Regions from separate parts of the Homo sapiens genome. Here all the other regions are linked to region 4. The links are chromatin contacts, found by Hi-C or POLR2A ChIA-PET in ENCODE. All regions are on one chromosome and are shown on one strand. Each heading gives the region's core, a stretch centred on a gene start or an enhancer-like site at or near the end of the contact. The rest is flanking DNA. Distances are from core to core; before and after follow the strand shown. Region 1 holds the start of TLR1 (toll like receptor 1). Region 2 holds the start of TMEM156 (transmembrane protein 156). Region 3 has its middle 180 kb from the start of LINC02513. Region 4 holds the start of LINC01258 (long intergenic non-protein coding RNA 1258).

Region 1 (4,198 bases), core at 1,001-3,500, 280 kb before region 4:
GCGAAACCCCGTCTCCACCAAAAAAATACAAAAACCAGTCAGGCGTGGCGGCGTGCGCCTGCAATGGCAGGCACTCCGCAGGCTGAGGCAGAGAATCAGGCAGGGAGGTTGCAGTGAGCCGAGATGGCAGCAGTACAGTCCAGCTTCGGCTCGGCATCAGAGGGAGACCGTGGAGGTAGAGGTAGAGGTAGGGGTAGGGGTAGGGGTAGGGGTAGGGGTAGGGGTAGAGGTAGGTAGAGGTAGAGGTGTAGAGGTAGAGGGGAAGTGTGTGTTTGTTGATTGATGGGTGTACATGATTACAAGTGTGTGTTTGTTCTGTGGTGACCCACTGGACAGCAGGGGGAAAAAGAGGCAGGTAGGTGCCTCCGAATTAGACACTTTATTTTATTTATTTATTTATTTATTTATTTATTTATTTATTTATTTATTTTTTGAGATAGAGTCTTGCTCTGTCACCCAGGCTAGAGTGCAGTGGTGTGATCTTGGCTCACTGCAACCTCCGCCTCTTGGGTTCAGGCGATTCTCCTGCCTCAGCCTCCTAAGTAGCTGAGATCACAGGCATGTGCCACCACGTCCGGCTAATTTTTTTTATTTTTAGTAGAGACGGGGTTTCGCCTTCTCTACTAGGCTGGTCTCAAACTCCTGACCTCAGGTGATCTGCCTGCCTCAGCCTCCCAAAGTGTTGGGATTGTAGGCATGAGCTACCATGCCCGGCCTGAATTATACACTTTAAACGGGTGTATTTTTTATCGTTTGTGAAATTTTTTATGGAAGGTGAAATTTTTTATGGTTTGTGAATTATATATCAATAAGGTTTTGTTAAAAAAAAACACAACTAACTACAGATTACATCTAATTGACAGCATATTTTTACTGCCCTGAATCCAAAAAGAAATGCCCAGGTATGGGCTAGGGGTGGGCAGAGACACACACACTTGTAATCATGTACACAACTGGGAGTAGTGGGGATGAGTCTGTGGGGAAAAACAGGAATTCAGAGTGCTGAGAAGCTTCCCTTACTGCCCTGCCCACTTCCCTCCCCTGGGCATTGCTCCCTCAGCCTGGATTCACAAAGTCAATGCCTTTGGGAGCCAGGAACTAAATTCTTAGTCAAAGACACCTCCCTCCTGTCCAGTTATGGGTCTCAGGGAGGAAATGGCAGGTGGGTGGTTTCATTCTTTCAGTTTCAGAAAATATCTGTAGACATAACATATTTCCTCTATTAAACAAATTCTGAGGTAAGGGGAAACAGAGAGAGACAGTCAGAACATTATAAGTCGAAAAGAATCTCAGCATTCTTAGTTTAGGGAAGTTGGCCTTGCTCGCTGTGTGGTAGAAAAGCTGATTACGGGAGAGAACCGTGGAGGGAAGGAAGGGAGGCAGTTTTGTCATCCCCACATCCGGTTTTGACTGGACACCATGCAGGCTGAGATCAACTTCAGAGGCAGTCAGCTGGAATCCCATAGCTTTATTTGCCCATTTATTGTGTTGTTATTTTGTTGTTGTCATTACTGGAAAAGGCAAGAGTAGAGCTATCAGAATGTCTTCCTTGAACATGCTGTCAACAAACCCCAGGATTTTTATAAACCCTATGTGAAAAACACGCTAAGAATCTCTTTTCTTCTTAGCATATTTTTCACTTAGGGTTTACAAAAATATGTTTTGAAGAAAGCTTGAAAAGATCAGTGGAAAAAAATTCAGCACCAAATTTTCTCTGAAAATCAACTTGTCAAAAAAGACGTGATTAACATCCATCCTGTAACCAGCACATGAATGATCTTCCCTCTTTACGAGTGTGCTTCAGCAAAACTTTAATCTCGACCCCTCCCTCTTTCCACTTTTAATAGTGGATGGATGAAAAGGCAAGAGGAAAAACAAAGCAGCCGAAACACACCCAGACGCACACTTCTGCCAAGCATAGCCACCACGGTAAGCATTTTGAATTCAGCCAATTATGATCTGTGGATTATTAACATTACCTCATTTACTTCATCAGTGTAGACAATAGTAAACTGACTGTAGTGAAATTTGGAACCATAGAAACGTGATTCTATTTTAATACAGGCCTATCAGGTAACCCACAGACTATGCTACATATGAATAAGAGAAAATAAGTTTATTCTTAACTATGTAATGTAATTCCAGTGGAATTCGGTAGGTGGCATAAAACAGCCTTTTTGTTTTGTTTTGTTTTCAACACCAAATGTGGTTAACAGTGAAATAAATTCAAGGAAGTGCTTGAATTTCTTACAGACTGCCAAATGGAACAGACAAGCAGGTTGTCTTGGTAAGCAACACATTCTTTTCTTTTGTAAAAGAAAATAATTGTATAGCTAGTTATTAAGTACAGAAGTCTCAAAAATCTGTGTAAGTCCTGGGTGTTTTTCTAAGTGGGTTATATTTCTGATATGTATATAGTTACTGTGTAGTTTGTACTGGCATTTGTGTATCAGTTCTGAGTCCTAAATCAGAGAAAGTCCCCACACTCCTCTGGGAATAACACCTCGTGTGTGATTTGCTTATAGGAAATATTTTTGAGTTGGGAAATGAATATTTGGGTCACACACGTCTTCTGGTTTTCTTCCAGAGCAGCTGCTAGTTGTTGATTTTGACAGCATTTCTCTTCACCTAATCCCGCCATTTGTATTCTCTTCTCAGTGTTAAAGAAAATGAGATATAAGTCAGTTACTCCCGGAGGCAATGCTGCTGTTCAGCTCTTCTGTTTTTGTGGCCAGGTTTGTTTCAGTTTTTCTCTCTGGGGCCTTCCCACTAGCTAGTCCTTCTGTTTCTCAGGCCACTAACACTGTTCTGGGGAGCTAGACGTGAGGTAGAATTGCAGGTTTTGAAAATGTTTCCCAGGCTACATCCAATTTGGTCAAAAGACTTGAAAGTGAATTTGTTTTATAACAAAGCAAGAGTTCACAAAACCGCATAGAAAGCAAAGCAGAACAGTTCTTGAACTGTCTCAGATTCTTTTAACCTTTGGTTAATAGCTATTTGGTCTTGTGCAGAGAAGGCCCTTAGTAAATATTTACAGGACTAAACTTAATGGGCCAGATAGATTGTATGGGTATTGTCCATTAAGACCAGTCAAAGCCTTGATTTGATGCCTCCAAAGTCTCCAAAAGAAGACAAATTAAATGTATTGATTCATTGTATCATATAATGTGAGGCTAAACCTATCATAATAATGAAAATTCACAGAAGCTCACCTAGAGGCATTTTACACTTTCAAATTAAAGCATCCTTTTCTGCTCAGCTTATTTTTTGGATAGTAAAAGAGTTTAAAGGTTCTAAAATAGATGAGGCTCAGTCATGGTCATTAAGACGTTGATCAAAAAATTCTTTGGTCTAGGAAACTGAGACATTGATTTTCATGGATTTAGCAAGTTTGGTATATAAAATTCAAAGATCCTGGAAGTATTAAAAATCAGTTATTCCTGTGTATAACATTTTGATTTCTTAATTATAGAAATAAGAATGGTTTCATAAACTGAGTACTTAAAATTAATGACTTTAAATGAAAGGGCAAGATGGAGGTTAGGCAAATAGAAGATATTTGAGTCAATTAATTTAGCTCGACATAAAACTGAAGCTATGCTTTCATTAAATGCTTGCGTTAGCAGTGGTGAATCCATATGGGTCGTAGAAACTTAATTCTTGCCTCCTCAGTGGAAAGAATTTGTGTGAGGGGCATAAGGCAGAGTGAGAGACCGAGGCAAGTTTTAGAGTAAGAGAGAGAGTGTCACGCCCAGGGCCAGGTTCCAGCCCATACTGAGGTCTGAGGGGAGGGGGTGGATGAGCAGATAGCTGAAAGAACACTCAGGGGGCCGTAGGCAGGTGAAAGGTGATTTTATTCAGCAACAGCTCTCATTAGCAGCTTACTTACAGTAGTTCTCTCAGACTGTCCGCCTTGTCCTGGCTGCTTAGTTCGGCAGCTTCCACACACAACTGTGCGTCCGGCTCTCCCTTGCCCTCAGGGTCAGCAGCTTAACTCTTTCTCTCTCTGGGTACAAGCAAGCCGAGCTGTGTCCTGGCTCCCCTCAGTCCATCTGCAAAGATGGACAGCTTTGGCTCTCTCTCTCTCTCTTTCTCTGGCTGCCAATGCACCTGTACAGCGTCAGCAGGGCAATTATACCATTTACGGACAATAGTGGCTTAGAGCCAAGGGATGAACCTTCCCTATGTTATGGCTATG
Region 2 (4,447 bases), core at 1,159-3,658, 510 kb before region 4:
TTCTTGACAAATGTTCCCACACAGTCTGACAGTGGAGGTATAATGGAGTGTTGGGTTGAGAGTTAGGTTTGACACCTAGCTTCACCCTTTATTAACTATGTGACTTTTGAGCCCTTACTTGACTTCGCTATACCCCATATTCTTTGTCTATCCAATTGGAATAACAGCAACTCCCTGAGAGAGTTGCTGGGGAATTGGATAAAATAATTCATACAAAACATTCAACACTGCAGTAGCACATAGTAAATGTTCAGTAAATGCCATCGATTGTTGCTGCTGCTGTTGATCCAATAAAGACCTTTCCACAGAATATAGTGAAGGGATAGAGGACAGTTTCAACTAGGAAAAAAAATTACTCATATAAAGTATATAAAAGCGTATATTTCGTATATTAATAAATATGTAGAAGTTAAATTTAAACTATCCTTTTTAAGGCTGCTATTTATAATTTTCTAAAAAGTATATTGCTTTTGCTTTCCTAGGGTAGAGCACCTCCTTGATATAAAAGATCCTCTCAATTTTAAACATTTGTATCTAACACAGAATGCATAATTATTTAATTAAGACGTTTGGTCTTGATTAGAAATAGAAACACATTAAAGTATTTTTGAGAACCTGGATCTCAGATATGAAATATAAGACTTAGGAAAGTTAAACACTAGCGTAGTAGCAACAACCTCTTGTGTTTGAGATTCGTTAATCTCTTATTCCTTCATTGAAATAGGAAGGAGAAGCTTGCAGTGGGTAAGTAATTGCAGATTTGTAGCCATTTCTAGCAGTTCCTAGAATCCCCTTTATAATCTAATATTTGTGTTTTTAAAAAATAATCTAATATTTGTAAAAGTGCTTTGGAAATTGTAAAACAAAACTATGGAGATGTGGGCCATTAGTATTATCATCAACCCTAACAGGATGTTAGAGAGTCAGATGTTGCCACTTCAAGGGAGATGACCGAGTTTTGGTGCATTTCAGGAAGCCAAAATCAGGCTGCAAGTAAACTTTGTATTTAAGAATAAATGAGACCGGGCTTGGTGGCTCACGCCTGTAACTGCAGCACTTTGGGAGGCTGAGGTGGGCAGATCACGAGGTCAATAGATCGAGACCATCCTGGCTAACATGGTGAAACCCCGTCTCTACTAAAAATACAAAACATTAGCTGGGCGTGGTGGTGCATGCCTGTAGTCTCAGCTACTCAGGAGGCTGAGGCAGGAGGATCACTTGGATCTGGGAGGCAGAGGTTGCAGTGAGCCAAGATTGCACCACTGCACTCCAGCCTGGAGACAGATTGAGACTCCGTTTCAAAAAACAAAAAACAAAAACAAAAGAATAAATGATTAAATTGATAAACTATACATTATTTCGTGTAATATTAGAAATACAATGAAGAACTGTGTTTCTCTGCATAAAACTTTTAGGTACGTGTTTTATACTCTGTTACAAAATAGTTGGGTGGAAAAACTCCCACCATATACAAAATGAAAAGGCAAATGACAACCTGGGAAAAATGTTTGCAAAACATATGCAAAGATTTCATATTCCCAATAGAGAAAAAAGTCTTATAGATCAACAGGAAGGATATAAATGCTGCAATAAAAGACATGAACATGCAATTAACAAAAGAAATTCAAATTGCCAGCAAATATTAAAAATCTTTAGAATTACTGTCAACCAAACAAATGCAAATTAAACAATACTTTTTTTTCCTTTTAAATTGGCAATGGTTAAAATGTTTCTATCTTCTAGATGTACTATTTTCTGAACACCAGAATTCAGCACAGCACCTGGCACCAAACAGGATCGACAATCATTTAATAAGTAAATGAATGAGTCATGTGCATGCAACCTAGACATGACTGACATTCACCCTTTTATTTCTTTCTCTCTTGAGAAGGGATCTCACTCTGTCACCCAGGCTGGAGTGCAGTGGCCTGTCATGGCTCACTGCAGTCTCAAATTTCTGGGTTCAAGTGATCCTCAGCTTCCTGAGTAGCTGGGACTACAGGAGTGCACCACCACACCTAGCTATATTAAAATTATTTTTGTAGAGAGGAGGGCTTGCTCTATTGACCAGTCTGGACTCAAACTCCTGAACTCAAGTGATCCTTCTGCCTTGGCCTCCCAAAGTGCTGGGATTACAGATGTGAGCCACTTCGCCCAGCCCACCGTTTTATTTTTGTGAGTATACTGTGGGTTTATATTTATAAATTGGGTGGGGAGAAGATCCCCTTGCTTCTTGAGATCATTTATTTACCTTTCTTGCTTAGAAAGACAAATAAATGGTCTGAAAGTGCTTATTTGGGGGGTAGTTTTTTTTTTTAATGGGAAGTGACTCAAAAGTGAAGTCTCAGTTCAAGACCTTTTTTTTTTTTTAAGTCTTACTCAAAAGGAAGTGAGTATGAGGTGAACTGCATTAACCTAAAGTGCTGCAGAGATAAACTTAAAGCAGGAAGCAACATACCATGAATGTACTGCAAGGGAACACATTTGTGTCATGTGAAGAGACATGACAAAAACAGCCCTCCTTAAATTATTTGTGGCAATAGTGATCACATTCATTTTAATTTTGCCGGAATATTTCAAGACACCGAAAGGTGAGTATATAATTGTAATCTAGCTTTCCTTTCTTAATTTAAAAAAATTAGTGTCAGCTAGTGGTTACAGAAAAGATCCTCTTTTTGGACACATGCTGCATAGGCTGAAGTTCTAGATCTGAAAAACTAATAAAACAAGATTGCAATTTTAGTTGACTGTTATATAGTACAGTAACCTAATTCATAGTACTTAATTATCATAGCATACCTAAAAATGAAAATATTTAAAATCTGTAGTCTAGATTTCAGACATTGAGATTACAATAATTGCATCATGATTTTGCTCTTTGAAACACTTTCTTCAAAGCAGTTTTTTTTTATTTTTTTATTTTTTATTTTTTTTTTTTGAGATGGAGTCTCTGTCGCTCAGGCTGGAGTGCAATGGCCTAATCTTGGCTCACTGCAACCTCTGCCTGCCGGATTCAAGCAATTCTCCTGCCTCAGCCTCCGAGTAGCTGGGATTACAGGCGCCCACCACCATGCCTGGCTAATTTTTGTATTTTTAGTAGAGACACGGTTTCACCATGTTGGCCAAACTGGTCTTGAACTCCTGACCTTGTGATCCACCCACCTCGGCCTCCCAAAATGCTGAGATTACAGGCTTGTGCCACTGTGCCTGGCCCAAAGCAGCTTTAAGTATGCTTTTTACATTTTGGAATTCTTTAATGAAGAAAGTGATATTTATTGTGTTAAAAATGCTAGAATTCCCTTTACTACAACTATTTCACACAGATAACTTACCGTCACCTTTTGACAAGAAAAAGCGTTTATATATTTTGAAAATACAATCAAAATAAGGTGAGTGGAAATTTAAACAGATGTATGTGTATGTATTTGTAACTGGAGAAAAATGGAACAAAATTAACTTTGTGAACGTTTCAGAAAATTGTGATATAATTGCTGAAACCTAGATTAGGAAAATAAATAGGTATAAATTTAAACTATTTTGATGTTAGCAAAGGACTTGAAAATTTATTAATGTGAGGTTCAAATGGTAATTGTGCTCCCTAGCATTTAATAAGAAGAAAAGGTGAAAAGAAAAGGCTGTATTCTATCATTAAATAGTCTTTATATGAATTTGATTAAAATCAGAGAAAAACTCATATTTGATTATTTGCTGCAATGAATATTTATTGTTGCATATATGTAATGCTAAATAGCCAGATAAAAATATTTTTGCTAATTATATTTGATGACATATTTCAGTGATTATTTGATGTTGCATTTACATGATGCTAAGTAGCGAGTTAAAAATATTTTTGCTAAATAAACACTATGACTACAATTTGGTTTTCTGGCATTATGTTACTTAGATGAAGCAATCATAGCACATATTTTCAGTGCTTGATTCCACTGGGTGAAAATGTGTTATAAAGAGAATAGTTAGAATAAAGATAATCTATTTTTAAGATATTGTGGGCTGAGAGTAAGCTCATTTAATAGTTATCCGGAGTAGGTTCTATCTATATATCTATCTAGCTAGCTAGCTAGCTATCGATCTACACCTAGCACCTCTTAAAAATCAGGTTGGATCTAATAAAAACCAGGTAATCATCCCAAAAATGACTTAATTAACTATTGGTTAGTATTTTATGAGAACTGGTGACTACAGGAGCATGTTAAAGGTTTTCATTTTGGGGCAGACATGTAGTTCTTTTAGTTTTTGTTTCTCAAAGTGAGAAGCATGGCCTTCTGGGGCAGTGGTGAGCAGAAAGAAGATAGATGAAGCACAGAGAAATTCTTAGTGGGGGACAGATGGGAGCCCCTTCTATTGGTAGGTAGAAGAAAGAGCTCTTATAAAATCCATCTTAGCCAAACTTCCTTGGCCTAATAGTAATGTGTCAGTTCTTCTTCAT
Region 3 (4,011 bases), core at 1,183-3,682, 330 kb after region 4:
GAAAAATGAAGAGGCAGAAGGAAAGGAGGATATTTAGTAGAGATGAAAGGCATGTGGACTCGGGCTAGAAAGATTTCTTTTCTCTCTACAAGGGTAAAGGGAAAAGTGCACAGGCCAGGGCAGTTTTCTGCAGCGTTTTGAGGAAAGAGTGCCAGGGCAGACTCAGGGTGTGAGGAAGTGGATAGAAAATGGAAGGAGGCTGAATTAAGGGTAGCCTGTGTAGATTCCATTTACAGAGTTTGAAAATACAAGGTTGGGCACAGTGGCTCACGCCTGTAATCCCAGCACTTCAGGAGCCCAAGGTGGGCGGATCATGAGGTCAGGAGATCGAGACCATTCTGGCCAACATGGTGAAACCCTGTCTCTACTAAAATACACAAAAAAATAAGCGGGGCATAGTGGTGCGCACCTGTAGTCCCAGCTGCTCGGGAGGCTGAGGCAGGAGAATGGCGTGAACCCAGGAGGCGGAGGTTGCAGTGAGCCGAGATTGCGCCACTGCACTCCAGCAGCCTGGTGACAGAGCAATACTCTGTCAAAAAAAGAAGAAGAAGAAGGAGAAGGAGAAAGAGCAAAGAACTTAAGTTTTTCTGAAATATCTTTCACTCCCTCTTTCTTTGACTGCTCTGGGACTATATGTTTTTGTTGGGTTACATTTTAGTCCTTCTCTAAAGTCCTTTGATTTTGCCCTTCTCAGTGTTGGGCACAGAGGCTGGCCCATGATATTATATAAGGTTGATGTAAAAGTAAATGCAAAATCGAGTAATGGCAAAAACCACAATTAACGTTTGCACCAACCTAACAGATGTGCAGACTGGGTTAGCCTCTCTCCTCCCTTCTTTCCTCTGTCAGTCTTGAGAAGCCCATCGTGCTGAAAGGGCGACAGCATGGATCAGGGGCTGACAGGACAACTGGAGGGAGAGAGGCCAATAAAACATCCCCCTAAGCCTCCCTGGACCGAATACCAGCCACATAGTGCTGATCTTGGCTGGAAGCCCACCATTTACCAACCCCCTACGGGCCTCTGGGGTATGGCTAATTAAAGACATGGTTACTCATTTCATTCCCAAGTCACTATTTAAGGAAGCAGAATCATGCCATTCCTACAAGGCCTCTGACCCTACACTAGAGGCAAACAATGCTAAGGCTTGTCCAAGTGGCTGTAAGTACAAGGCTATCCAAAGAGCACGGGAGGGGGCAGAGGAGGGGAGACCACAGGCCCCACAGCTGGGCCAGCTGCTGGACTGTCCCTTCTTCAATGTCCTCCTCTCTCCCTTTCCCCAAGGGGCCAGGATCTAGTGACAACCCCTCTATAACCAACCCCCCTGCCAGGGCAACTCCTGTGTTTTCTGGGCATACTCAGAGTCACACAGCTGACTCAGAAAAAAGCACCAAAACGATCTCCTTTTGAATTTCAACTAGCAGCAATTTGGAGCGTTTGGGATTTTTCAGTTATTCTTTAAGAAGTAAAGAAAAACATGGCTTTTAATCAACTAACTCTTGTTGAGATCTGCTCTATGCCAGGCCTGGTGCTAAGATGAGGAAGAACAATGTATGAAATGTAATTCCTGCCCTCAAAGAGTATCTAGTCTTATAGATGAAATAGACACATAAACAAATAAATTACACCAATGCGGAATAAGCATAAACGCAGATATGTACTAAGCACAGTACAGAGTAGGTGGTGATAACCTCTCACTGACAGGAGAAGAAAGGTATGCTAGAAATCTAAGGCGGGCTTTGAGGGGCAAATGGGAGTTCATCAGGTAACCAAGTGAGGGAAGAACATCCCCAGCAGAGAAAAATCCTATGCGAATTCATTTAGATCACAGAGAAATAGGTTGAACCTACTAGTTCCAGTGGGTCTCAAGCTTTTTTAACAAACAACTCTTAATACAAGATAAATGGGGAATGGGGATGCCTGTTCTGAAACATCCAGTGCAAGCATAAAATGTCTTAGACTGGCCAGGTGTGTTGGCTCATGATTATAATCCCAGCACTTTGGGAGCCCAAGGCAAGAGGATTGCTTGAGGCCACGAGTTTGCAGCTGCAGTGAGCTATGGATTCCACCACTGCACTTCAGCCTGGGTGATGGAACAAGAACCTGTATCTAAAAGTAAAAATAAAAATAATTGATTTTCATTTTTAATTATGCAAGTTATGCATCATGGTTTACAATATTCTCATGTATTATGATATTAAAATAAGGTTGTGCATTTCTAGTCAGTAAGTTTACTTGACTTTCCAAATGTACATTGTCAAATAAAATTGATACTCCACGGAAGAAGCAGCTCCATGTTGACCCCTTGGCTTCACATTTGCCTGACTCATCCCTGGGGTCAGAGAAAGTCAGTTTACACTGCAGCCTGAGAACTAAAAAGCCTCTAAAAGGGGTTGGAGAGCCAGGCTCAGTGACTCACGCCTGTAGTTCCAGTGACTCAGAAGGCTGAGGTAGGAGGATTGCTTGAGCCCAGGAGGTCGAGGCTGCAGTGAGCAGTATCTTGCCACTGCACTCCAGCCTGGGTGTCAGAGCAAGACTCTGGCTCAAAAAAAAAGAGGGGTGGTGACCAGAGACCAGAGCTTTGTCTCTGAATGTTCAAGTGACTTTTCACACTCATATTTAGGACTGTTGACCAGGTGTGACCACAGTCCCAGTATTTCCACTCCTCTGGAGGTTGAAAGTTTTTCCCCATTCCTGTTAGCCCTCTCTGACTACCACGCTGGTTGACTTGAGGAAGATGCCACCTGTGGGGTCAGGGAAGCCAATCAGGCAATGAAAGAGTGGGCAAGGGGAATCTCTCCCACAAAACCAGCATCCAGGGGCCTTCCAAGCTAAGTGTGCAACTGATAGCCAATCAGATGTAGGGCACCACTGGAGGTTTTAAAAAACCACCTCAAATGAGAGGTCATTGATTCTCCAATCCCAATGCTAGGTTACACCCCAGACCAATTAAGTCAAAACTCAGGGAGTGGCATCCAGGCTTAGAATGTATTAAACCTCCCTGGTGATTCCAATGTGCCAACAAATTTGTGAGTCAGTGAGCGAGGTCACTGTGGTTCTCAACCTGGCTGCACGGGAGAGTCACCTGAGGAGGTTTTTATACCTATGGTGGGGGAGCCACGCCCCAGCCCCATAGATCAGAATCTTCCGGGTTTGCGGCTGGGCAGCAGAATGGCCCTTAGACCCGGGAAGGGAGCCAGCCTATCCTGGCCTGTGCCCTGGGGCACCTTCCTTGAAATTTTCCAGGTTGCACATCCGTGCCTACACCTGCAGGAACTGTCAGAATCGTCCCCGGGGGCACCCTGAGCAAGGATCAGGATGCAGGTACCCACAGAGCTTGGTGACTCGTGCCTTTGCAATCGTCACGACTAGGAGGGTGGCCTGGGCCACTCCCACTGCCCAGAGCAATGTTTCTTGCATGAGAGGTGAGGCCACCAGTGGTGCTGATTTGGGGCAATTCACTCACATGGCGTATAGGGCATGTTCAGGGCCCTGGCTACAGACCATCCACCGCAGACCCCACTTGAGTCACATGTGTGGGTTGTGCATGGCTCTCGCCCTCCATGCTGGGATCCTCCTAAGGTCCTCCACACTGAGCAGTAGGGGCTGCGACATTAGCTGTGCACGCCTGATTGCGGCCACCCAGGCCAGCCACCCACACCTGCTGCAGGCTCCACAGTCTTCCCAGGGTGGCTGTCCAGTCCATTGCTCCTAAAGGCAAACAGACCCTGCGGGTCATTGTCCTCTCATCTCCCACAGATGCAGTGATGTCCCGCAGTCGCTGTCGGTCTCAGGCCGTGCCTGATGAGGGTAGACAGTTGCAGGAAGAGGCCTGCTCTTCTCACTCTTTCCACAAGCCACTACCCTACAGGCTGGTGGCACTGCCTGGCAGGCAGGAATGCAGTCCCTATGGAAATATACCACATTTCAGGAAGGTAGTAATTACTGCCTGGTGGATTCAGAACATGGTTGGAAGGTATCTGTATTAGTCTGTTCTCATGCTGCTAATAAAG
Region 4 (3,976 bases), core at 847-3,346:
ACTCAGGCAAAGTTAAGACCAGCATCGGCACCAATTGGCATTAGTGAGTGTAATTCAGCCATTGGGAACCAGCCAGGATACTAATCTGTGGCCCCAAGCTCAGCAGCCAGTGCAGCCAGGTGAGCTGTACAGCCCAGTGGGAGGAGAAGCTCACCCTCCTTCAGAGGAGATAGGCACCAAGGCGGGGAGAGACCATCCTAGAAGGAGGAAGAGAGATTGGGACATGGCTCCGGATTATTGAGCAGGCTGTGATGTGGGGGATGAGGACACAAGAAAAGAACCAACATTCACTGATCACCTACTCTGTGCCAAATGATTTTACATGCATCATCTCCAGTTCTTTCAACAGTCCTGTGAGGGGGTATTAGTGTCCCCACTTTACAGGTAAGGTCACAATTTGCCAGCGGTCACAGAGTAATCAGAGGCCATAGCAGAGGCAGAATCTGAGCACAAACCTTCCTGACTCTTTGCCCCCAACACAGGGTGGGCAGGAGTTCCCCAAGGGGCTCCAGGACTCCCAGGATGCACACAGTCCAACTCTGGTTGACTTTGTGCCTAAACTCTTCTTTTTTTTTTTTGAGACAGAGTTGACCTGTCACCCAGGCTGGAGTGCAGTGGCACGATCTTGGCTTACTGCAACCACCGCCTCCTGGAGTCAAGCGATTCTCCTGCCTCAGCCTTTTGAGTAGCTGGGATTACAGGCACCCGCCACCACGCCCAGCTAATTTTTGAATTTTTAGTAAGGTGAGGTATCACCATGTTGGCCAGGCTGGTCTTGAACTCCTGACCTCAAGTGATCTGCCAGCCTTGGCCTCCCAAAGTGCTGGAATTATAAGTGTAAGCCAGTGCGCCTGGCCTGTGCCTGAATTCTGAAGTCCCACCTACCATGGTGTATCCCAGGCCACTGATCTATTGCCCCACCTAGAAAAGGAGACAAGTCTGGACCCAGCCAAGCGGGTGAAACTGACAGAGGAGCTGGCGCAGGGAAAGGAAGAAGGGCTGTAGAGAGTATGTGGCAACTTGCAATTAGGTAGAAGAGTCAGTTACTCAGAATACCACATGCCGCAACCATGCCGAAATGAGTTTACTGTAATTCCAGATAAAAACAAAACTGTCGGAGCAGAGACTTAGAGACTCGAGGCAGGGTTGGCTTATTTTTTTTTCTATGGTTTCGATATAATTCAGCACTTTCACTTTGTGAAGATAGACCTGACCTTTATGTGGTCTGGAGAATGCTGACTCAACATCAGGGTAACCAATGGTGCACTCATGACCCGAAACAAGACTGGTGGTTGTCAGGGTTCTTAAAGCTCCACACTTGGGCTCTCCACGATCTCGGAAAACCGTGCCTTTATCAGAAATGACAGCCCTTGTTCAAACAGAGATCTGGATAGGTGCGCATTAATTTCAAACATTTTTTTAAAAAGATATTTTCCTGACTTTGTAAGAGGTAGAGTAGGATGCTGATTTAGCGTAGGTCTTTTTCCCATTTCCTACAGTAGTACAGATGGTGACTGAAGGGCAGATGAAAAAAGAAAAGGGGAAGGAAGGGAGGAGAAAAGAGGAAGAGGGTATGGGGGAAGAGGGATGGCCGGCAAAGGAGGCCCACTTTTACTTCCTTGGAAATATTTCGTTCATTTTGAAAACTCAAACTCAAGTTTCTCCTGGAAAAGAAAAAGGCTTGGGATCTCCCAATTGCCTATTGGTATGATTTTTATCTAGCTCCACTTTTTGATTCTTTAGGAATCAAACCGTGAACTTAATTTTTCCTCCTATTTGAAAAGCATAGGCAAAAGTCCTGCCCTCTTTTCCAAAACAAAATGCAGCATCCACCCCCGACCCCCACCACACCTCAAAGCCCCAAAGTGACATTTTCAACAGACTTATCATAAATCAAATCTGCTGTGCACACCAGTAAATAGTGCCAGTAAGCCAGGTGAACCAAATCAGATTTTTCAGCCTTGACTTCCAGTGGTGAGAACAAGGATGTGCTGACCTAGGAAAAATGACAAGTCATGGGCGCCCTGCACCGGCCCTTTCAGAAGACGTAGAACACTGCAGGGGGTGGAGTCTGGAATAAGGAGAATCTGGAATCAGTGATGACCTAGTTGTCTTGAGGGCCAGGCTGAGGAGAAGCCTGATGGGTTACGCTTCAGAATTTCATGTGCTCATGGTAGGTCCTCTGCATTTTCCCTGTCAGAGTGGATGTTGAACTCTGGTGAGGATGAAAGGGAAGGTCCCAGAAATGACCTATGCTCTTGCTGGGGAGATCCAACATCTGGCTCAAGCCTTAAGCAACAGCCCCCTTGTCCCAGTCTTGATTTTGGACTCTCCATGAAGGCAACCTATCACAGACAGCCTAGAGAAAGCATACCACAGCTCATAAAATGTTGCTAGCATTCTGCCTATTGTAAAATTATCTGTAGGAGCCAACCTGTGTTCTGGAAAGTTATGGGTATAAGACGACGTGTTATAGGTGATTTTGATTTTCTTAATTTGTTTAACAAGCTTGAATTTGAACCCCAACCATTGGATCAAAAATGTCACATTTCTGGCCAGATGTGTTGGCTCACTCCTATAATCCCAACATTTTGAAAGGCCAAGGTGGGAAGATTGCTAGAGGCCAGGAGTTCAAGACCAGCTTGGGCAACATAACAAGTCCCCGTCTCTATAAAAAAAAAAAAAAAGTCACATTTCTCAATTAACTGTGGGTCTGAGCCTTTGCTTTTAAGGGTTGAAAAATCTTATCACAATTACATTTTAGGGAAACCATTCTCTTTCATAAGGTTATAATAACACGCTCCTTGGGACTTATGTGGTGCTTAAAAAATGAGAGAGGAGGCCCTTTTTTTTTTTTTTTTTGAGACAGAATCTCGCCTGTCGCCCAGGCTGGAGTGCAGTGGTGCAATATCAGCTCACTGCAAGCTCCGCCTCCCAGATTCATGCCATTCTCCTGCCTCAGCCTCCCAAGTAGCTGGTACTACAGGTTCCTGCCACCACTCCTGGCTAATTTTTTGTATTTTTAGTAGAGATGGGGTTTCACCGTGTTAGCCAGGATGGTCTCAATCTCCTGACCTCGTGATCTGCCCACCTCAGCCTCCCAAAGTGCTGGGATTACAGGCGTGAGCCACCGTGTCCGGCTGGCCCCTTCTCCATCACTTGTGGTCATTATCCTTCTTGGTGCCTTTGGGACACCGAAATCCAGGGGATCTCCTTTCCTGGTGGCCTGATTTACTATCTGCAAGCTTTGTCACAGACATTCTTCCAGGGTTTGAGGCTGCAGCTTGCAGAATGTAACCATGATAACACCCCAATGTCTGGGAAGCCCTGTGTAAGTGGGGCAAGGATTTCAAAGAAACTCCAAGCCTCCACCCCGCTTCATAACACTGAGAAATCAGCTTACATGGTTTAGGTCTTTGCCCCTTCCAACTCAAAGCACCAGCTCCTATATCCTTCTGCTCTGGTGCAAATGAGTTGAACCCCTCCTCTTTGGCCCCTTTATTAGCGTGCAAAGACTGCCGTAACAAAATGCCACGAACCAGGTGGCTTAAACAACAGAAATTTATCATCTCCCAGTTCTGGTGTCTGGAAGACCAGATCAAAATGTTGTCAGAGTCCTTCTGCAGGTTGTGAAGGAAAGATTTGTTCTAGGCCTCTCCCTTTGGCCTTGTAGATGCCCATCTTCTCTCTGTGTCTTCCCTCTGTGCATAGCTCTTTTTTATAAGGACACTAGTCATAATGGATTAGGGCTCACTCTAATGACCCCACTTTCACTTGATTGCCTCTGTAAAGACCTCACCTCCAAATAAAGTCATACTGAGGTCCTAGGTGTTAGGACTTGGACATATGCATTTTGGGGGTAAATAATTCAACCCATAACAGGCCCTAAACATAAGATGTGGGGAGGGGAAAGTGAGAGCTCAAACTTTTTTTTTTTTTTTTAATAAACTTTACTTTTTAGAACAGTGATAGATTC

Evidence for each region. A loop is a pair of places that touch in the nucleus more often than their neighbours do. ChIA-PET counts read pairs that join two places held with the same protein, here RNA polymerase II (POLR2A). Pooled maps may share reads with other maps.
Region 1: a pooled map shows a loop between it and region 4 (7-fold over the local background). The contact joins the promoter of TLR1 here to the promoter of LINC01258 in region 4. A Hi-C loop is called at or near these places in 5 of 37 single-sample maps with no recorded cell type and 8 of 50 pooled maps.
Region 2: a pooled map shows a loop between it and region 4 (4-fold over the local background). The contact joins the promoter of TMEM156 here to the promoter of LINC01258 in region 4. A Hi-C loop is called at or near these places in 5 of 50 pooled maps. POLR2A ChIA-PET finds 5 or more read pairs at or near these places in 2 of 52 experiments (activated CD4-positive, alpha-beta T cell and activated T-cell).
Region 3: a loop to region 4 is called in a map with no recorded cell type, with 1.8 times the contacts of the local background. The contact joins the enhancer-like site here to the promoter of LINC01258 in region 4. A Hi-C loop is called at or near these places in 1 of 168 maps with a recorded cell type or tissue (mammary epithelial cell), 11 of 37 single-sample maps with no recorded cell type and 12 of 50 pooled maps. POLR2A ChIA-PET finds 5 or more read pairs at or near these places in 1 of 52 experiments (activated T-cell).

What each region holds. Positions count from the first base shown.
Region 1 is chr4:38,802,843-38,807,040 of GRCh38, reverse strand. TLR1 (toll like receptor 1) reads left to right here and starts at 2,250. Exons shown (of 4, transcript NM_003263.4): 1 at 2,250-2,287; 2 at 2,659-2,735. RefSeq lists enhancers at 1,250-1,419, 2,378-2,547, 2,482-2,651, 2,559-2,728, 2,595-2,764 and 2 more.
Region 2 is chr4:39,030,370-39,034,816 of GRCh38, reverse strand. It overlaps TMEM156 (transmembrane protein 156), which reads left to right and starts at 2,408. Exons shown (of 7, transcript NM_024943.3): 1 at 2,408-2,591. The coding sequence starts at 2,504.
Region 3 is chr4:38,188,037-38,192,047 of GRCh38, reverse strand. No RefSeq gene overlaps it. Among named protein-coding and RNA genes, the nearest start is that of LINC02513, 180 kb to the left of the region's middle. RefSeq lists an enhancer at 2,322-2,491. Within about 2 kb of position 2,432, at least 11 of the 41 ENCODE cell types and tissues checked have a DNase peak (open chromatin) inside an H3K27ac peak, as active enhancers do; they include mammary epithelial cell, where a contact is called at or near this core.
Region 4 is chr4:38,521,300-38,525,275 of GRCh38, reverse strand. LINC01258 (long intergenic non-protein coding RNA 1258) reads left to right here and starts at 2,096. Exons shown (of 8, transcript NR_110951.1): 1 at 2,096-2,173. RefSeq lists an enhancer at 873-922.